2 separate regions of the Homo sapiens genome follow, and region 1 is linked to region 2. Evidence: chromatin loops called from intact Hi-C (ENCODE). Cell type or tissue: A673. All regions are shown on one strand. Links, peaks and the distances in the headings refer to the core of each region. The heading gives the core; the rest is flanking DNA.

The links. A loop is a pair of places that touch in the nucleus more often than their neighbours do. Peaks named below come from ENCODE experiments on the same cell type or tissue, not always from the same donor. Only the 100,000 strongest peaks of a DNase experiment are listed, where the experiment ranks them.
Region 1: a loop joins it to region 2, with 8 times the contacts of the local background. A loop is called at or near these places in 2 of 110 quality-filtered maps.

Annotation. Positions count from the first base shown.
Region 1 is chr13:89,515,839-89,527,430 of GRCh38, forward strand. No RefSeq gene overlaps it. Among named protein-coding and RNA genes, the nearest start is that of LINC01040, 21 kb to the left of the region's middle. In A673, for the core only: no CTCF peak of the experiment used is centred there; a DNase peak (open chromatin) is centred at 6,051; H3K27ac peaks cover 1,576 bases.
Region 2 is chr13:89,690,554-89,702,145 of GRCh38, forward strand. No RefSeq gene overlaps it. Among named protein-coding and RNA genes, the nearest start is that of LINC00353, 130 kb to the left of the region's middle. In A673, for the core only: a CTCF peak has its summit at 5,295 (motif pointing left); DNase peaks (open chromatin) are centred at 3,198 and 5,278.

The DNA of each region.
Region 1 (11,592 bases), core at 1,157-9,156, 180 kb before region 2:
TTAGTGAAATTATTACCACATAGCTTATCAAATATTTTATTATATAAAATATGTCATTGCCTTGGCATTTTAATAATACTTTCAAATCTAATGGTAATACTTTCAAATAAGATTAAATTCACAAGTATACAATTTTTAGACTAATACCAGTATTGGGATTCAATGATTTTTGGCCAAGGTGAGAAAAGATTTCCTTAAACCTCATACTGCTAATCAGGAAAAATAAATAAATAAAATAAGTTATTTAAGCATTTATTTAAATAACTAGAAAAAGTAGTAATGGTTTATTTTAATTATTTTAAATAATTAAATTATTTAAGTAAATTAAATGATTAAATTATTTAACTAAATTAAGTGATTGAATTATTTAATTTTAATAACTTTGTTAAAAAATTTTCAGGTTATTATCACATTTTAATCCCTTAAGGGAATTTCAGTCCACCTTAAATACGTCTCCATTTAAGATGTGTTTTGAAGTTACAGTTAATGTAAAATACTAAAATGCCTCCAGCATTCTTCTGTTATATTGCTTGGAATCCTTTCAATGGTCATGTCTTGTTTTCATTAATTTGTTAACAGATGATGGGGGGTATTTGGTATACTCACATCAAATCCTGTATTAATTAGACCAGGTGAGGTGGCTAACACCATAATCCCAGTACTTTGGGAAGCCAAGGCAGGTGGATCACCTGAAATCAGGAGTTCAAGACCAGCCTTGTCAACATGGTGAAACCCCATCTCTACTTAAAATACAAAAAAAAATTATCTGGGCGTGGTGGTGCACATCTGTAATCCCAGCTACTTGGGAGGCTGAATCAAGAGAATTGCTTGAACTCAGGAGGCAGAGGTTGCAGTGAGCTGAGATCACACCACTGCACTCCAACCTAGGTGACAGAGTCTCACTCTGTCACAAAAAAAAAAAAAAAAAAAAAAAAAAAAAAAAAAAAGATCCTGCATTAATTAGAGTTCTAAATAGTTTCCCATCAGAAATGAGTGCATTTTTTTGCATTCTATTTTTATTTTTTACAAAATAGCCAAACAATAAAAAGAACACAAATAGAAAGCATAGGAAAAAAAGGATTCTTTATACTGAATAATATTAGCGCTCTCAAAATTCTCCAGTGGAACTGAATCTCCCGCACTTCTTCAGTGATGACACTGGAGACTCTTGAAAGATGAGCTACAACATTTGATTAAACTTTCTATTTTCACAAAAGGAAAGGTGTGATGCTATTTTACATATCAATAATTTAAAATGATCTATGTTAATCATGTTCATTTTTTTCAAATTCACCTAAAATTTTTAGCATTAATTTAATATTGTGATTACTTGGGCTCTAGAATTGTCTACTGTTTCATTGCAGTTGCAATCCTAAGAAATATTTTTTTAAGAGAAGTGTCAGTTCTTAATTCTATAGTGGAACTAATGAATGTAGTCGAAAAGCCATGTTCTGTGGCTCATAACTTATGCAATTATATCTCTTAAGGAATACGTCACATTTGAAATATAATATGGTAGACTGAATAACATATTCTTCACTCCCACAATATCACAATCCTAATATCCAGAATCTGTAAATATGTCATCTTATAAGGCAAAGGGACTTTGCAGATGTAATTAAGTTAAGGATCTTGGGAAAGGCAGATGAGTCAGATTATCCAAGTGGCTCCATGTAATCACAGTGGCTTTATAAGGAGATAGCAGAGAAAGAGGCAGAGAAAGAAAACAATGAATGATGGAAGGAAAGAGAGGGGGAAAAAAAGGCCGTCTGATGGCCAGAAGGAAGGAATGAGGACAGCCTTCAAAAATGGGCAAAACAAGGAAATGGATTGTCTCCTAGAGTTGTAACTGCCCAATGGATTCTTCTTGCCCACTGCACAGATAGAGCCAAGTTACTAACAGTGTTATCACAATAGAGAAAGAGCTTAATAAAAGCAGAGCCAGCTAGACAGAAAAGCAGAGTTTTATAACTCAAATCAGTCTCCCCCAAAATTTGGAGACTAGGGATTTTTAAGGATAATTTGGTGGGCAGGGGGCTACTGAGTGTGGAAGGCTGATTGGCCAGGTGGGGGATGAAATCATAGGAGTCAAAGTAGGTTTTTCTTTCTGTGGTCTTATTTCCTGAGTGGGATTGTAGAATGAGCGGAGCCACTTTACTTATCTGGGTGGTGCCAGCTGATCCACCAGAATGTAGGGTATTAAAAAAATCTCAAACACCTATCTTAGATTTTACAATAGTAATATTATCCGTAGGAGTGATTGGAAAGGTTAGAAATCTTGTGGCCTCTGGATGCATGACTCCTGAGCCATAGTTTCTAATCTTGTGGCCAATTTGTTAGTTTTACAAAATCAGTCTGGTCCCCAGGAGGAGGTTTGTTTTGGGAAGGGGCTATTATCATTTTCATTTCATAGTTAAACTATAAACTAAATTCCTCCTGTTGTTACCTGGGCCTGTGCAAAGTAATGAACAAAGGCAGCTTGGAGGTTAAAAGCAAGATGGGGTCGGTTACATCAAGTTTCTTTCACTGTCATAATTTTCCTATGTGAACCAAAAGTAAAATTCTAAGTAAGCCCCACAACTGACCAAATGAACCTTCTTCTTAGCCAAGGGGATTCAAAGGAACCTGAAAAACTAGTTCAGGCCATGACAGGGAAGGGGTGGGGGGTTGGACATGCCTCATTACACTCTCCTCCCGTTGGAGTTTAGGCACAAACTGACCAGCATTAACATTAAAACAAAGATCTTAAGACTTATAAAACAGACTCTTTGTAGCAATATGATACCAAATTCCAACCTAACTCTGGTTTAACATCACATGACGGATAACAGGCCCTGAAAGAAATAAAAGTATTTTACCCCAAAATATATTTATTTGAAATATTTTGAAATGGCTCTGCAAAGCTATCTCTTGTGGGAGAAATTTACATTGTGTATAGAAATCCCTTACTCTTTCTAGGACTTTTTCTGATCCTCAAGAGATTAGATGAGGACATAGCACCTTTTAAAGGTCTGAAACATTTGTGATCTGTTGCCTGTAAAGGCCACCTGTGAGGCTTCATCTACATAACAAGAACCTTGGTCTCCACAACCACCTATCTTAACACAGATACTACTTTCTATTGATTCCAGATCTCTAGATAATAATGTAACTCTTTCATCCAATTTCCAATCAGAAAATCTTTGAATCTACTTATGACCTGGAAGCCCTCGCTTCAAAAAGTTCTGTCTTTCCATACTGAACTAATGTACCCCACATGCATTGATGGATGTCTTATGTCTCCCTAAAATGTATAAAATCGAGCTGTAACCCAACCACCTTGGACACATGTTTCTCAAGACCTCCTAGGGCTGTGTCATGGGTCATAATCTTTAACTTAGGCAAATTAAACTTCTAAATAGATTGAGACCTGTCTCAGATACTTCTTAATTTCCATCTATGTCAGATTTTTCTCACTGTCATAATTTTTGCCAGTTTCAGAGTCTCTAGAATGAACTGCCTCTGCTAATAACTAGAATTTTTCTCAGTCAAACTGATTTTTGACTTCTAACTGCCAGAATGGTAAAATAATAAATTCATGATTTTTAAAGCCACTAAGCTTGTGTTAATTTGCATAGCAGCAAAAATAAGCTAATACAGATTTGACATCAGAAGTAGGGTTTTGTTGTAACAAATATCTAAAATATACAGGTGGCTTTAGAATTGGGTGATGAGTAAAAGACTTTAAGAATTTCAAGAAGCATCATAGCAAAAGCCTGGTATGGTTTTCTCAGACTACTGGTGAAAATATGAATATCAAATACCTCCAGTGAGGGCTCAAAAGTAAGTGACGAATATGGGAATAAAAACTTATATATCATTTTAGAAAGAAACATCATTATCAAAAACAGTCTGCTGGTAGAGATGTGGATATTAAGGGTGCTGCTAGTGAGTTCCCAGGGGGCAGTGAGGAGCATGGTAGAGAAACCTGTTTTTCATATAGAGTACTTACATTATCATAAATAGACTCCTAGAAGTATGTTGTTAAAGACGCTGTTGATGTGGACTGAGAAGGAAATGAGGAACATGTTCTGGGAAATGTGAGGAAAGTGGATTGTTGTTATACCATGTCAGAAAGCCCAGCTGATATTTGTCCTATAGTTGTTTGGAAAGCATAACTTGTGAGAGATGGACTTATATATTTAGCTGAGGAGATTTCCCAGCACAGTGCTGAAGGTGAGACCTGATTTTATCTTACTGTTTATAGTTAAATGCAAGTATAGAGAGAGAAGTTGGGAGAAGAACTGTTAAAAAAAAAAAAAAAAAAAAAAAGGTATCCTGAACCTGCTTTTAGAGACAGCCTATCCAGATTGCAAAAGAACTAAAATTAGGAGACTCACTGTCAGGGAAGAGTGTAGAAAGCCAAGAGTTTGCCTGAACAAACTTTCTCTAGGATCTCAGAAGAAACAAAAGGTCACATTTTGCAGTCACATGGGAGACTCTTGGAAGAGATTACGTGTGTGGTTTATGGATCCATTCAGGCATCTCAGGAGAAAAAATATATATATAGACATGGGCTATTTAGGAAAGACCTGTGCAGAAGCCCCTTTTCTAACAGAATGAACCCCCAGGCATACATGAGAGATTCACAAGATACTTGAAAATGTAATACCAGTCACCAGTCAAGATGCTGCCAGCTTGGACCAAAAGGGACAGAGAAAGGGCTAATGATAGAAGGCTGTCAGACTCCCAAAATTCTACTGGCAGAAAAATAGACCATGAAAATTACACAGCTGCCAACATGTGCTACCTTTCATGTAAAATAAATAATGAATCATAGCCTGGAGCCTAGGGCTCAGAATGCAGAGAAGAGAACCCAGAAGGGTGGAGCCAAAGGCCACAGGTGACTGTTCCCTGGCCTTAAAGGCTAACAGAACATGTCCAGTTGAATTTTGAATTTGCTTGAAAATGGTCACTTATTTTTTCTTTCATTTTCTTCTTTCTGAAAAAAAAATCTATAGCAGTATTCCATGCCTATCACAGCATGACATTGAAGGTGCATATATCTTGTTTTCTAGTTTGTTAAGTGTACACGTGGCAAGGAATTTTGACTAGTATGGATCACACACAGATTCTCATCCATGCCAATCTAGATAATGAGATTTGGGGACTTTTTAGCTGATGGAATTTATATGAGTTTCTGAAATTGAGTTGATGCTGTAATGAGTTGAGATTTGGGGGTCTTTGGAGAGAAGATATTTTGCATATGAGATAGATGTTAGTATTTCAGAAACAAAGAATACCCATGGTTAAATAAAAAATGCCCCTAAAGGTACACACAGCTGATCTCTGTAAGCAGTGAACATGTTACTTTTACATGGCAAAAGGGACTTGCAGGTATGATTAAGTTAAGGGTCTTAATATGGAGAGATTATCCTATGTCATATGGCCCAACGTTACAAAAGCAATGATGAATTAATACATGTACCAATTTTTTCTCACAAAGTCAATCATGATCAACAAGAAAAATTATTGAGTGTTTGCCAAACATGTCGATTACCAGAAACTTTCTCAATATTTTTAACTTTCTTATTAAATTGTTAACATTATATTATTTAAATTGCAATTGGAGATGGATATCATCATCCTCACATATAAAAAGCAAGACAGGAAGGAACTTCTAATTTCTATAGGTCTAGTCTAGAGATCTAGGGAGAGTCTAGGGAGGTTGTTATATTTATATAAATAACTGAGATCTTACAGTTATTAAAAGGAGAACAAGAATAATTAAGGCTGAAGACCGGTTTTAGAAAATATAAATATTAATTTTAAAATGGAAGATATAAATGAATTAACCCAAGTGACTGAGTTATTGAAGCAGCTAGTAGAAGGGAAAAAATAGTGTTTTTAAAGATATCAAGGAAGGAGAAAAATTTGAAAAAGGGGCCGTGAAAACTAACAAAGATACAGCTTACAACTGTTTAAAACTTGACAAATAAAAATTGCTAGTCAAAGGTTGGACAAATTGTCTCCAACCCTTAATAGTGAGGGCTTGTAGTCAGATCAAATAGGACGGGCAGGGAGACAAGGGGGGATAAGAGGATGCCAAAAAAGACAGTGCTGGAGGGAGGGAGGGAGGGAGGGAGGGAAGGAAGGAAGGAAGGAAGGAAGGAAGGAAGGAAGGAAGGAAGGAAAAGAGGGAGGGAGGGAGGGAAGGAAGGAAGGAAGGAAGGAAGGAAGGAAGGAAGGAAGGAAAAGAGGGAGGGAGGGAGGGAGGGAAGGAAGGAAGGAAGGAAAAGAGGGAGGGAGGGAGGAAGAGAGGGAAGGAGGGAAGGAGGGAGGGAAGGAAAGGAAGGGAAAAAAAAGTTACTAATCAAAATTTTCAACAGAAATTTATAAACTTGCCATCAAACACCAAACAATGATGGAAAAGGATTTAGGTTAGTTTGCATGTGTAAATTAAGGAAAAGCCTCAGATATTATCTCCTCCATCTACTAAGTTATATATGTTCAAAGCAGTATCTTTGTATAATAAAATCCAGAAAAAAAAGACTTAATCTTAAAAACAAAGCGCAAAGTAAAACATAAAAAGCGTATTGGCCTCCTTTGCCTGAATTGCTCTTTTGTATTGCTTATTTTCTGACTCACATAGGATTGATTGTTGATCCCTTTCTAGGGGAGGAAAAGAAAGAGGAATAGTGTAACATTATAATTATGTTATATTTCACAGCTTTTGCTTAAAATATCTTGAGTTTTACAAAGTTTTATTAATTTCACAAAATGTATTAAGCAGCTACTAAGAATAAAGAACAGGTAAGATAAAATACAATGGTGACCCTTCAGAAAGCTCTCTGTCCAGTTAAAATAGATATTAATTGTGTAGGTTCATCACATAAATATAAAGTACCATTTTGATAAATAGTTTGCAGTGAAGTAAACATCTAAGTTACTATGAGACCATTTGATAAATAGTTCCTTTTCTCTTTTTCTCATTAGCATAGCTGCAAGTCAGCAGGTAGGGAAAGCAAAGCACTTTCAAATGCATCTAATTTTCGTATATGGTTTTTTGTTGTTCTAGAAGAGTATGGTGTTACTTTCATTAAAACATATTTACAATATTTTGTCAGGAATAAATCTTTGATTTTCATTTCCCTTCTGGCTTACTCATAGTATATATGTGATATTTCATCATATAAATATTCTATTTTCTCCTGAATTCTGGAAGAAAATATTCTATTTTCTCCTGAATTCTGGAAGAAAATATTCTATTTTCTCCTGAATTCTAGAAGAAAGTATTCTATTTTCTCCTGAATTTCTAGAAGGAAACACATATTTACTTTTATAATAAAATATAATGGGAAATAAACTCAACATACAGACAATATAGACATCCTTTAACCACTTAAAACTTAGCTTAGAAAGTTAGCTTAGAAAGCGCTCTCATAAAAATCTCATATACCCTTTATTGTTATTTGAAAAAAGGTTTTTGTTTTGTTTTGTTGCTTTTTTTGGAGACCAGGCTGGAGTGCAGTGGTGGGATTGTGGCTCACTGCAACCTCTGCCTCCTGGGTTCAAGCCATTCTCCTGCCTCAGCCTCCAAAGTAACTGGGATTATAGGTACCCAATACCGTGTCTGGCTAGGTTTTTTTTTTTTTTTTTTGGTAGACACGGCTTTTCACCATGTTGACCAGGCTGGTTTCAAACTCCTGACCTCAAGTGATCTGCCTTCCTTGGCCTCCCAAAGTGCTAGGATTACAGGAATGAGCCACCATGCCTGGTCAAAATAAGGGTTTTTTTTTTTTTTGTTTTGTTTTGTTTTTTTTACTGTTATAAAACCATAATAGCTATGATAGTTAAAAGTGATTACCACTTGCCAAACACTGTTCTTTACTTTATTAATTAATAAAGTAATAAGGCAGAGTTCTTTTCTTAAAAAAATTATACTAGACTTCAAACCCAGATATTCTGAAATACACTCACTATTTCTTGTTTGAGAATCACTACTCTTAAGCATTAAAATAATCCCTTAAAATCTGAAATTAAGCATATCTGATAATCTTATTTTATTATTGAATGTTCTTAAAGAAGCTGCATTGAATAATGACTCTTTCTTATTCAAGAGGGCAAGACTTTATAAATGATGACTTTTTAAATGAAATAATAATCTAAAGCAGTCTCTCTTTAAGCAAATGTAGCTATCTTTAGAAATTCTTTTGGCTACCTCTTTTACAAAGTAATAAAATGAAAATAATCCTGTTTATACTAAAAAATGAATAATTATTTTCTTCTTACTGATACATGTGAATCACTGTAGCATCAATTTCTAAGGTAAACACAGATAAAAAAACTAAAAATTATAGCCATTAGGTTATAGATAAATCGAAAATGTTTTATTCACATTCAATCATTTAACAAATATGAAATACATGTAATATGCCAACCATGATGTTAGTGGAGATGATGGATTAGGCAAGTTTCCTTTCTTAAAGAGCTCATGATGTAAAAGAATGGAGATTAGGAGAAAACACATTGCTATTTCAAGTGCTACTATGGTATCTGGTATCTTTTGGAGGTATTGACTAATAGCAGAAGGAACCACTATCATCCAGGTAAAATAAAGGTAATTGAGATTTGAGGCTAATTTAAAAATATGATAGAAAGTGTCCCAAGTGTTCCACATCATGTTCAATATAAATTCCTCATCATGAACTCTACTAGTTTTAGTTTATCCTAAAAAATAAATTTATTGAAGCCATGGACTTTAAAATTCTAGCAGATCTTTAGTTGTGGCATTCAATAAAATTAAATAAGCTTTAAAAACTAAAGTTCTCCAGTTTCGTCTATGTTGTTGCATATGACATAATTTCCTTCTCTTTTAAGGCTGAATACAATTCATACCTTGGCTATTGTGAATAATGCTGCAATAAACATGGGACTGTAGATATCTCTTTGACAAGCTGATTTCAAATCCTTTTGGATATATAGTCAGAAGTGGGATTGCTGTTGTTTTTTTTTTTTTTTTGGTTTTTTTTTTTTTTCTTGAGACGGAGTCTAGCTCTGTCACCCAGGCTGGAGTGCAGTGGTGCAATCTAGGCTCACTGCAACCTCGGCCTCCTGGGTTCAAGCAATTCTCTTCCCTCAGCACCCCCTAGTAGCTGGGATTACAGGCACCCACCAACACACCCAGCTATTTTTTGTATTTTTAACAGAGACAGGGTTTCACCATGTTGACCAGGATGGTCTCAAACTCCTGACCTCAGAGGATCCACCCACCTCGGCCTCCCAAAGTGCTGGGATTACAGGCGTGAGCCACCATGCCCGGCCTGGTTTTTTAAAAAATGGAATTCTGTCATTTGCAGCAACATAGATGAACATGGAGGACATTAAGCTAAGTAAAGTAGGCACAGAAAGATACTGCATGGTCTCACTTGTATGTGAAATCTAAAAATGTCAAACTCATAGAAGTTGAGAATGGGATGGTTCTTAGCAAAGACTGGGGGATGGGAGGGGAAGGAAGGAACAAGGAATGGGGAGGTGTTGCTCAAAGGATACATTTCAATTAGACAGGAGGAATAGGTTTGGGGTATCTATTGCATAGCATGATGAATATAGTTAATAATAATGTAAGGCATATTTCAAATTTCTAACAGGTTAGATTTTAAATGTCCACAAAACACACAAAAAGTATGTGAAGTGATGAATATGCTAATTAGCTTCATTTAGTCGTTCCATAATGTATGCATATATCAAAACCATTGTACCTCATAAATGTATACAATTATTCTTTTAATTAAAGATAAAATAAAACAAAACTATTCTTCTCAGTGTCTTATTTTCAGAGATTCTGATTTTATAAACGAGTCTTTCAAAGTGGGAAACTGAGTGGGATTGAGCGAAATTCATGTCGTAATAGTTTAGAAGTGGTGGACACAGAGGAGCGACAATCTTAAAGCATGTTCATAAGTAAAATTTTGTCTGATAAGTGAGCTGTTTGAGCAGAAGACATGTTACCCAGATGTGCAAACTGTTTCTCAAATAAATGGGTTTGCAGAAATTTTCAGAAGCAATGAGTAAAATTATTTATTGATTTATGGTTTTATCATGTTGGGCAGAAATTTCTTGGAAATAAAAAATTAACTTATGTTGACACAACTGACCAAAGTTCTCAATCTTCACTGTTAAGCTATGTGCATTCAGATGTCCTCAGTTCCTAACCCTTGGATGTGTTATATTTTTAGTTGAGATTTTTAATTACTGCACAAATATTAGTATTATCAATGGGCTTGTGTTCTCTTAATGATTTTTCTTAGTAATATAGTATATCTGAAGAGGCGTTGTTGTCTATGGCAGTAAATACCCGAGGTCTGTTATCTCTTGCCAAGGGAATCAAGGACAAGGACACACAGGTGGTGAGCTTTAGAAAAGAAGTGTAATAGGCAAAAGAATGAGAAAAGAGAATAGCTCTCCCTCATGCAGACAGAGGGCCGCCCAAGCGGGTCTTTTGGTCCCTTGGTGAAGTGAACCGGGTTTTATAGAATGGCTTGAGGAGGCAGTGTCTGATTTACATTGGGCCCAAAAATTGGTTGGATCAAGTGTGACTTTACATAGCACATGCAAAGAAGCTTGGCCACCCAACCCTAATCTTTTATTATGCAAATGAATTTTCTCCCTGGCCAGCACCATGTTGTCAGCTCCTTACTGTACACGTGGTTGGCAAAGAAAACGGAAGATGGAGCCGCCATGTTGAACGTGCCTAGCCCTGAGGTAGCCTTTTCCTATTGGCACAGCTGGCTGGCATTCACTCGTGCAAGCTTCCAGCTTGCTTCTATGTCTGCAGCTCAATTTTATAGGCTGCTTTTTGTTAGAAAAAAAATGATTTGGGGCTGCTTTTTATTAAAATAGAAACCTTACCAAGGACTTCCTTATCCTCACTATCTGCCTAAACAATTTCTTTTTAACTCCTATATCATATTGACTACATACATTTAACTATAGTATTACATTTAAACGTTTATGATACTGTGCCCAATAGCTTGATGTGTTAATTTACAAGGAGTTTGTGATTTCCCATGTCTTCACATCGTCACTATATCTCAGAGGTTTAAAATGTTGTGTTTCTATGATTGCAATAATTTTTCTTGTTTGTTGGCCTTTTGTAGTTCCTTCCTGGGAATTTATTTTTGATAGTATGTAAATGTTTTTCCTCATCAGAGTGGTTTTCTTTTAATTATTCTTGTCACTGGCACTTTACATTTTTCCTAGTCTGTTGTTTTTTATACTTACACAGTATTCATATAAGTTTTACTTTTTTTTATTTTAGAGGTTGGGTTTCACTTTTGTCACTGGGCTTGGGTGCAGTGGCACAGTCATAGCACACAGTAACCTCGAACTCTTGAGCTCAAGTGATCTTCCCCACTCGGCCTCCCCAGGAGCTAGGACTACAGGTGTGCATGCCACCATGCTTAGTGAATTTATATATATATATATGTATAGTGTGTTTTTTTTTTTTTTGTTTTGTTTTGTTTTTTGTAGAGACAGGGTATTGCTATGTTACCCAGGCTGGTCTCAAACTCCTGGCCTCAAGCAGTCTCCCCTCCTTGGCCTCCCATAGCA
Region 2 (11,592 bases), core at 1,638-9,637:
ACTAAAAATACAAAAAATGAGCTGGGTGTGGTGGCAGGCACCTGTAGTCCCAGTTACTCAGGAGGCTGAGGCAGGAGAATGGTGAGAACCTGGGAGGTGGAGCTTGTAGTGAGCCGAGATCGTGCCACTGCACTCCAGCCTGGGCGACAGAGTGAGACTCCATCTCAAAAACAAACAAACAAATAAACAAAACAATATTGGGCTTGGGACTTATGTTCTTTCAAATACCTGAAAAGTCTTTGCAGGAAGGATGAGCACAAATAAGCCCAGACTGTGAAGGCTACAGTAAATACCTAACTCTTAAATACGCAGATACCAATGAACACCTGCAAACATCAAGATCATCCAGGAAAGCATGACCTCTCCCAAAGAACTGAACAAGGCACTGGGGACCAATTCTCGAGAAGCAGAGATATGCGATCTTTCAGGGAGAGAATTCAAAATAGCTGTTTTGAGGAAATGCAAAGAAATTCAAAATAACACAGAGAAGGGATTCACAATCTATCAGGTAACTTTAACAAATAGATTGAAGTAACTAAAAAGAATTAAGCAGAAATTCTAGAGCTGAAAAATGTGATTGACATACCAAAGAATGCATGAGACTCTCTCAACAGCAGAATTGATCAAGCAGAGAAAAGAATTAGTGAACTCAAAGAGATGCTATTTGAAAACACACAGTCAGAGACGACAAAAAAAAAAAAAATGAAGCGTGCCTACAAAATCTAGAAAATAGCCTCAAAAAGGAATATCTAAGTTATTGGCCTTAAAGTGGAGGTAGAGAAAAAGAGGTAGAACACCCCAAACCTAGATAAAGATATACATTCAAGTATAAGAAGGTTATAGAACACCACGCAGATTTAACCCAAAGAAGACTACCTCAAGGCATCTAATAATAAAATTCTCAAAAGTCAAGGATCCTAAAAGCAACAAGAGAAAACAAACAAATAACACACAGTGGAACTCCAATACATCTGGCGACAAACTTTTCAATGGGAAACTTACAGACCAGGAGAAGTGGCATGACATATTAAAATGCTGAAGAAAAAAAAATCACTCTTGAATAGTATATCTGGCAAAAATATGCTTCAAGAATGAAGGATATTTCATGCTTGAAGGATATTTTCCTTTAGACTTTCACAGACAAACAAAAGCTGAGGGATTTCATCAACACCAGATCTGTCCTATAAGAAATGCTAAAAGGAACTATTCAATCTGAAAAAAAAAAAAAAAAAAAAGGATATCAATGACCAATAAGAAATCATCTGAAGGCACAAAACTTACTGGTAACAGAAAGTACACAGAAAAACATAGAATATTATAAGATAGAATATTATAAGACTGTAATTGTGGTGTGTAAACCACTCTCGTCTGAAGTAGAAAGACTAAATAATGAACCAATAAAAAATATAAGTACAACTTTTTAAGACACAGTACAATAAGACAGGAGAAATAACTAAAAGTCATAAAAACAAGAGGATGAAGTTAAAGTGTATAGTTTTTATTAGTTTTACTTCTGTGTGTTTGTTCATTTGTGTATGCAAGCAGTGTTGTCATTAGTTTAAAATAATGAGCTATAAGATAGTATTTGCAAGCCTTATAGTAATATCACAGAATAGGGTATTCAGCCATATGAAAGAGTGAAATCCTGCCATTTGCAACAACATAATTGGAACTGGAGGGCAATATGTTAAGTGAATAGGTCATTATGTTAAGGTGGTGGAGAGTAGAAATACAGTTACCAGAGGCTGGGGAAGGTAGTTGGGGGGTTGTTGGGGTGGTGGGGATAGTGAATGGGTACAAAAAATAGAAAAAATGAACAATGCTTAGTATTTAATAGCACAACAAGATGACTATAGTGAAAATAATTTAATTGTACATTTTAAAATAACTGAAGGAGTAAAATTGGATTATTTTTTACACAAAGGATAAATGCTTGAGGGGATGGATACCCCATTTTCCGTAATGTGATTATTACGCTTTGCATGTCGGTGTCAAAATATCTCATGTACCAATTAAACATGTACAACTACTTTATATCCACAAAAATTAAAAGTTAAGAAAAATATTAAAAGGTATAAGTTGAAACCTATCAAAAGTTTTATTTTTCTTTCTCAAACATTATAAAAGAAAGCTGTAATTACAGCATGCAGACAACAATTTATTATCTTTTGTTTTTGTTTGAGTTCTATCGCAGTGAATTATCTCAAGAGTTTAAAAAATAAAGTTATTCTCCAAAATTTATTTAAAAAAATAGACAATCTCCCATTTCCCTTTCATTGACATAGTACCTTTATAGCTTTTCGGCTGAATATTTTGGCATTTTCTCAAAATAACAGCTTGCATTGTTACTTTTTTACTTTTTGAATTTTGACATTATATATGCATTGACTTGCTACTTTGGAAGATAATAGATGTCTGTTTTTTGCTGTCCACCAGATACAAAGTTAATTTATCTGTCCTTTTATCCTTCCAATACAGTAATATTATAAATATGATTAGATATTTTGCACTTATTATTATAATTTGGTAAATGTTACATACAGATAAGCATGTAATTACTGTGACTCAATTTTCTACCTTTTAAAAAAGCATTAAATATTGTCATGTTACGTGTGTTTGATTCTCTCTCTTTTTCTCTGTCTCATTTTTTTAACTGTTTTCAATATGTACATTTTACCAATGGAACTCCCAGCAAACTTTCGTTTTCAACTTCTTATTTCCGGGCACTTGAAGCATTTGAGAAATTTCCTGATCTTGGAGGAATGTCCCGTGAAGATTTCTGTCATGCTCCATTCTAGGTAGCTGTCTCCTACACATTCTATTCAGGCCTCACTGTGCAATCTTCCTTTTTCATTGTTACAACTCTCAATCTCTTTCTTTCATGTTTTCCATTTTTCTTTATGTCTCCTTATTTTCCCTTATGCTCCCTTTTCCTGAGGTGCTTCTTCACTTTACTGATGCATAGCTGCCAATAGGTTCCTGAAAAAGAGTACACAATAAGTATGTTTTGAGAGCTTTTATGTGTAAAACATCTTTATTTTACCTTAATATTTAATTGACAATTTGGTTTATAAGAGTAGGTCAGGGAAAGATAAGCACGCCTGGCCAGTGTCTTAGTATCAGGGAGGAGGTTTACTTGTTCCTGTGGTAACAGGAAGTGATTTGGGCCCGAGGGGTTCCGCCATACACAGGCTTAAAGTCCTTGGGGAGCATGTCTAGCACTTCCGGGGTTGGAGTGTTGAAGTACTCTTTGTTGATCTTAACTCGATTGTCATCTCAATCTTTTAGTTCCTGCTTTAAAAAAATTAGAATATTATTATTTGCCTCATATGGTTGTGATTATTATAAAATAAGATTACATGTGGCAAAAACATGGCATGGTTGGAGATTGAAGAGTATGTTGATTGAAAACTGGGGCTGCGGTGTAAGAATTTCTGGGTTTGAATCTTGACTACCTCATTTGTTTTGCTGTATGAAGTTTAGCAAGTTATTTTTGCCTCTCTATACCTCAAATTCACTTGTGAAATGTGGATAATAAAATAATAGTACCTTCTTCATAAAATCATTGCAACGTTTACACATGAAGTAGAATTATATATATTTAACTCGATGGTCACAGAGTAAAAGAACAACAGATATTACATATGATTATTATTTATAAAAGCATTCTAGCCAGAGCTTGGTACACTCAAAAACATACTTTTTTTAAATTCTCAATTGTCACAATTCTATTTGCAAGTATTTTAATAATTCATAACCATAACCTAGCTAGATAATATTCAAGATTTAAAAAATGGAACCTTAATTGAAACACTATTGTGAACAACCTTGTTGGTATTTTATGTGGAATAAAATTAAATAAACAGATTGTTTTTAATGGTTGAAATAAATATGCACAATAAAATGAAAGCTATGTTAGATATATATTTCAAGCAAACTATAGAATTTCATGACTAGCATCACAGAAAATCTATGAAACTGGTTTTTAACTACCATCATTATATAGTTCTTTCTCAAGGAAATTGAAGACTGACAACCGTGTTTCCATCTGGAAACATCTAACATCTGTGATTGTAAACATCAAAACACAGCTGTTGCAGTTCTGAGTAAGCACTCCAATTTATTTATTTTTGACTTAAAAAAAATCTTCAGTTTTCATCAAACATCACAGTTGTTAAGTCATGTTCTTACAGCAGGAGGAAAAACAATTAAGAGAAATCACTATATCAAACATTTAAGAACAATACTCTTTTTGTATTTCATTTAGAGGGAATCAAATCTTACTGTGGTTTAAGAAAAGCATTTTGGAGGGGGTTCCTTTTTTTTAAGAAACCCCAGAATTTAAAGCTACAAGGATTTTAGAGATCATTATGTACATTGATCAGATATTTTTGAAAAACACAACAATGTTCAAAGGGAAAAATTGGGCTACTCAAGTTCACACAGGCAGGTGGTCTCAAGGCAAGGAATAGAATAGTCTTATTCTAGTGTTTGGCATTGGAGCTTCACATTAATTTTAATAAGAAAATGTCTTGCTAAAAAACAAGTGTATCTCGGTGTAATATAAAATTTTAATTATACATGATTCTAAAAATGATTCCATTTAAAGAATATCATATTAAAATTGATTTTAACTATTATACGTACAAGTAGTTCTGTAAATAATGCCAAAAACTTGAATCACTTTACCAATTCTTAATCATAGTTCTAATTCAGTTTCAGATAGACTAGCTCCTTTAACTGTACCCTCCCCTTTTGTAGCCAGGAAGACCTGAAGAAAAAAGTTCTGCAGATTTAGTCCTTAAAGCATGCTCACCAGTTTTTATTCTCTACTGGCCTGCAAACTCCTTGAAGGTGTATGGTTTCAGATCTCTTTTGTATTCTGCATTGAAGCACAGACTCTTTCAACTGATGCATTGTTTGGTTTTTCAGTCTTCTTTCCTTCATCCTAGTAGACAGGGTCATCCTGGGCTCCAGGCTCTGCAGTCTGAAGCCAGGTCCATATCCTAAGGCTCTCCTTCCAGATGCCTGGCTACCACCCATCTGGAAGGTTAAGATGGCAGGGATTCCTTTAATCTGAAGAAAGTGAGATGCTTTGATTGGACCAGTCTTGATGACCTAGCTAAAAGGGCAACACCAATTCAGTAACACCAGGTTCTGATTACCAGTATTACTGATTCTGATTTGCAAGATCTGGGCAGACGTTAGAGGTTGTAGTTTATACTTCAGCGGTAACCTTTGAGAAGCCAAGTTTAAAGCTGGAAAATTCTCTCCTATGGTACACGAGTGCCTCCAAGTGGCAGAAAATTAAGGTGCATGGGTATAACTGAAAGCTAAACACCATACCCAGTTGCACCCAAGCACACTGGCATCTTGGTAGTGGTTGTTTCTGCCAGAGAGAGTCACAGGTAACTTAATTATATATTTTGGATATGGCCAACCTTCGAATTTTAACTGTAAGCTTTCTTTAAAATAGGCAAAGAGGATGATATGATTTACATAACTAGCTTCAATCTTCATCTGTAAGATTTGGAAAATGATTCCTAACTCATAAGAATATTGCAGGAATTAAATGAATTAAAATGCTTATACCAGTGCCTGGCATATGTGATATGATATTGGTAATATGTAGCAACTATTGGTAGTATGATATATGTTGTATATACTAAATAGTATATCTTATGTTGTATATATTCCATGTATGAATATATAATATATAATATTTATAATATAAATATATAACATATTACATACAATGAGTAATATATGCTATGCAATATTCATAATGGGAAATATAATATTGAACATATAATGTATAATATTATTATTATGAGATTCATAATTTTTTTGCAGGGGATTGGGCTACAAAATGATTTGACTTTTTTTTGAGAATTGTACAAGAGAGCTATCCATCAGCAAGGATGGATTCAGTGGCTCAATAAGTTGTGGAGATTTGGGCATTTTAACATGGAAATCAAGTGGAATTATTGCAAATTTTCCATACAATCAAAGGCCCAAAATGGAAGCCCGATATTATAAAATGGCACAAGAAACTGAGTGCTCTTCCCACTCATCAATAGTCTAATAGACTGAAAGAAACTTTCTCAAATCTTTGAGAGACATGTATGCATTCCCTCCTTCCCAACCACGATGGCCAAGAATGAAAAAGAGCATTTGGTGCTAATTGCCTTTATCTATTACCTAGTAACAGCAGCAGAGCAGTTGGCTGCTGGAATGAGCTGTCATGCCATTAGTTGACTCAAAGTTGGCACTAACACATGGATGCCCAGTTTGTGAACGTCCAGCTCACCCTTTCAGGAGATACACTAGTTCTTATATTATAAAGGATTTCAGTTCTCAGGACTAAGAACAGTATCCCTGACATAGTAAAGCTACTATTCTGTGACCTGTCAAAAATTTAATCTTCTGATTTTCAGAAACTAGTCTAATGGGACTCAGTTGACTTAATTGGCCATTCTTTCTGCCCAATCTCAGCTGAAATTTTTTTTATTTTTATAGATTTAGGGGTAACAAGTGTAGTTTTGTTACATGGATATATGTAATGGTGAAATCTGGGCCTTTGGTGCACCCATGATCCAAACAGTGTACACTGTATCCAAAAAGTAATTTTTTTTTTATCAGTTCCTACCCTCCCGGCTTCCCACCATTTGGAGTTTCCAATGTCTATTATTCCCCTCTTATGTCCATTTGTACCCATTGTTTAGCTCCTGCTTATAAGTGAGACCATACGTTATTTGACTTTTGGTTTCTGAGTAATTTCCCTTAGGATAACGGCCTCCAGTTTCCAAGCATGTTGCTGCAAAAGACATGATTTCATTTTTCAAAAAATGGCTGAGTAATATTAAGGGTTACTGAGTAGTAGTAGCAGGGATTTTTTTTTTTTTTTAACTTGTTGAGTTGTTTCATTTTCTTGTAGATTCTGGATATTAGCCCTTTGTTGGATGCATAGTTTATAAATATTTTCTCCCGTTCTGTAGATTGTCTGTTTACTCTGATGATTCTTTCTTTTTCTGTGTAGACTATTTTTACTTAAATCCCTTTTGTCTAATTTTATTTATTGTGTTTGCCTTTGAAGACATAGTCATAAATTATTTGCCTAGGCCAGTGTTCAGAATAAATTTTTCTATATTTTCAGGTCTTATGTTTACGTCATTTATCAAACATAGATAATATGTTTGATAATAATAATATGATAAATATGATATTTATCAAACATAGATATCTTTTGGAGGAGTCTTTACGGTTTTCTAGGTCTAAGATGATACCATCAGTGATTATAGACAATTGACTTCCGCTTTTCCTATTTGGCTGCCTTTTATTTTTTTCTCTTGCCTGATTGCTCTTGTTAGGTCTTTGTATACTATGCTGTATAGAAGTGAGGGTTGGGCATCCTTGTCTTGCTCTAGGTTTAAGGGGAATGCTTTCAAGTTTTCCCTGTTCAGGATAATGTTTGTTGTGGGTTTGTTGTATATGCATTTAATTATTTTGGGTGTGTTTCTTGGATGTCTAGTTTTTTGAAGGTTTTTGTCATGAAGGTATGAGGAATTTTATCAAATACTTTTTCAGTATCTATATATCTATAGAGGTCATCATAGGTTTTTGTTTATAATTCTGTGTGACACTGATGATACATTAAGTTTGTGGGTTCTTTGGAGAAGAGAAACAGATGGGGATATGATTATCTAATTCTCTAGATTTTCCAATATTCTGTAACATCCTAGAACTCATCTTGTGGAGAGCTCCAATTTAACTTTCTCTTCTAAAATCAGAATAGATTAACAATCATTGCATTCTTTTTTTTTTTTTTTTTTTGAGATGGAGTCTTGCTCTGTCGCCCAGGCTAGAGTGCAGTGGCGTGATCTCAGCTCACTGTAACCTCCGCCTCCCGGGTTCAAGCGATTCTCCTGCATCAGCCTCCCATGTAGCTGGGATTACAGGCACCTGCCACCACACTTGGCTGATTTTTGTATTTTTAGTAGAGATGGCATTTCACCATCTTGGCCAGGCTGGTCTCGAACTCCTGACCTCATGATCCACCTGCCTCGGCCTCCCAAAATGCTGGGATTACTGGCGTGAACCACTGCTCCTGGCCACATTATTTTCATTTTTAATTGCTTGATATTAAAATCCATTCAATTAACTTGGCCTATGTAGATAGTTTAATTTTAATACATAACGCTGAGGCTAAAAAGAAGATAAATATTTTTGTCCTGAAGGACATTTCGAGATTACTTCTAAACTGTTTACTTGAAGAGGATGAAACAGTTGTGTAAGAGAATAATACAAAGAAAATTATAAAGCCTAATCTTTGCTTTAGTTGTATATTTTACTCGAAAAAGCATGTTTGCTTTATTGAAAAATAAGTTAGTTTCATTAATTTAATATCAAATATTGAATATTATTGGTCTTTCTAACAAAAATAATTTAATAATTAAAAAATAGAAAATGAAAGAGGAGGTTTCTCTTGTCAAAAAACGTTGTGTGCTTTACAGAAACTTTACTTTGGAAATCACTAGAATAAAGAATCTGGCCTTTAATTTAATCTTCACTGTGGTAGTTTAATAAATATATACTGTGGTCTCCCATTTTATCCACCAAAGATCAGTGATGTGTGAAATTGGAACAGGTGTCAGATATTAAAGAACACTCCGTGATAAAGTTTGTAAAGAAGAGAATTAAATAATACTTATTTCATGGTTATGCTGTACCATAAAAATAACAGTACCTTTAAAGCTCACAACAACCATGTAACAGACATATTATCGTCTCAAATTTTCAATGCGGGAAACAAAACCTCAGTAAATGCTCTTATTTGTTCAAGGTCCTGAAGGAAATTCAGGCTCTATTTTGGACCCCAATCATGTGTCAGTTGCCAAAGTCTATCCACTATATTATTCTACTTCATATTAAGAAGATACCTGCTTTTCTAAGATAGCACCACAAGGGATAATCAGGGGAACAATTTTGTAGAAAATAGTCAGAAATATGTTGGTAGGGGGTGCTTTGGTTGGTGGCATAATGGGAAAAATTTGGTAGTGATAGAGATGTTTTGTTTTCAAATTTCAATATTTATTTTCTTGGATGCCATTTTAATAGAAGTACTAAAGAAATTTGGTCTGACCTTGAAATTAAACTTCTGAATTTATCACTATTCAAATAAATGACTCTTGGCCGGGCGCGGTGGCTCACGCCTGTTATCCCAGCACTTTGGGAGGCGGAGGTGGGCGGATCACGAGGTCAGGAGATTGAGATCATCCTGGCTAACATGGTGAAACCCCGCCTCTAGTGTAAATACAAAAAAAAAAAAAAAAAAAAATCAGCCAGGCGTGGTGGCGGGCGCCTGTAGTCCCAACTACTTGGGAGGCTGAGGCAGGAGAATGGCGTGAACCCGGGAGGCAGAGCTTGCAGTGAGCTGAGATCGTGCCACTGCACTCCAGCCTGGGCGACAGAACAAGACTCCGTCTCAAAAAAAAAACAACAAAAAAAAACCCTCTTAGCTTTATAGCTAAGAATAGATACTTGAGACAGTCTGCCCTGGTTTAAATTCTAGTTCTTCCAGTACTGGCTGCATAACTTCACGCAAGTCACTTTACAATATCTGGTGATTATGAAAGATACTAGCTTTTATTTCTTTTTTTAAATTAAACTTTAAGTTCTAGTGTACATGTGCACAACGTGCAGGTTTCTTACATACGTTTTTATTTCTGAAGAAATTAAAAATCTATGTCTGCTACGTGGTAAAAACTACATGCATCTGGTCTATGTAAGTGCTACACATTTTTATATTTTAATACTGGAAGATAACATCACTTTGGATCTTTGTGGTAGGAGTTTAATATGATCATGGTACTACAAAATAGGGGATTTGTTTTTAGCCTTGGCTTCCAGGAAGAAAAGGCTAACCTGAAAAATATTGACAACAAAAGAGAGAACACAAGAGCATAGATCACATAGTACATCAGAGACCACAGATCTAGAACAAATAATACATACATTATTTGTTCTAGGGAACAACAAATAAATAACTTTTAGAATATATATACCACTATTAAGAGAAATTTACAAAGCATAACCTATTTGGAGAGACGTAGTCTGGTAAGGAATATCTGAAAATAAACTTTTAATCATTTCCTGGTGAGAAGTCAGAGAATTCAGAAATTTCACAGGAAAGCAAAATTCTACACAGATGGATGTGGGAAAATATAAGGAACAAGGAGTAGATGACCGGCAGAATTCGAATAATGAGAAAGCTTGTACCATCTACATGAGGATATTTCTGGGCTTTATTACTGCTAGTGAAATGCTACCTGCAGGCCGGGCGCAGTGGCTCACGCCTGTAATCCCAGCACTTTGGGAGGCCGAAGCGGGTGGATCATGAAGTCAGGAGATCGAGACCATGGTGAAACCCCGTCTCTACTAAAAATAGTAGCTGGGTGCAGTGGCGGGCGCCTGTAGTCCCAGCTGCTCCGGAGGCTGAGGCGGGAGAATGGCGTGAACCCGGGAGGCGGAGCTTGCAGTGAGCCGAGATTGCGCCACTGCACTCCAGCCTGGGCGACAGAGCGAGACTCTGTCTCAAAAAAAAAAAAAAAAAAAAAAAAAAAAAAAAAAAAACACATGCTACCTGTAAAAAATAATTAAAAAGGTGGCTGAAGTTGCAATCAAAACTGTACAATTTAATATAGGTAGATTTATTTTTTATGCTTAAATTAAATTTTGGCCAGGCGTGGTGGCTCAAGCCTGTAATCCCAGCACTTTGAGAGGCTGAGGTGAGTGGATCACCTGAGATCAGGAGTTTCAGACCAGCCTGGCCAACACGACGAAAACCTGTCTCCACTAAAAATACAAAAATTATCCAGTCGTGGTTGCACCCGCCTGTAGTCCCAGCTACTCAGGAGGCTGAGGCAGGAGAATCGCTTGAACCTGGGAGGCGGAGGTTGCAATAAGCCGAGATTCCCCCACTGTGATCCAGCCTGGGTGACTCCATCCCCGCCACCCCCCTCCACCCCCCCAAAAAAATGTACAATGAAGAGTTCAATCACATCAAGAACTGGGGAAGGTCTGAGATTTTCTGTGATTTGCAAGCTGACGTGTGAAACTGACACAATTCCATAGATGCATATAAAACTCTTGGATCAGAGATGAAAGAATGAATAATTTTCAGAAAAAGCAGTAGTCAGAGTATCACCATATATGCAATGGTAGCTCTGCTGTTCAATTCTTTAGGGTGATATGAGGAGCCACAATGAAGGCAGAACACACAATGAGTTGTGGAATACCTAAGGAACACAAAACAAGAGATCAATAGTTTTTTGTTTGTGTTTATTTGTTTTTAGCAAGCCGCAAAGATTTTACCAATTAGCAAATTAGCCAGTCTACTTTCTCTTGGAAAGTGGGAAGCTACGTAGTGATCACACTGCAGTTTTCTTAACCTACCAGTTGCCTATGTGACTAGCCATAGAAAGTGCTCAGTATTAGAAGACAGGTAAGCCTTGCTGTCTGGCACAGTTAGCAAGAAGGTGCAGGAATGCTGAGGACTCACGATGGAACGCTGAGGACTCATGATGGAATGCC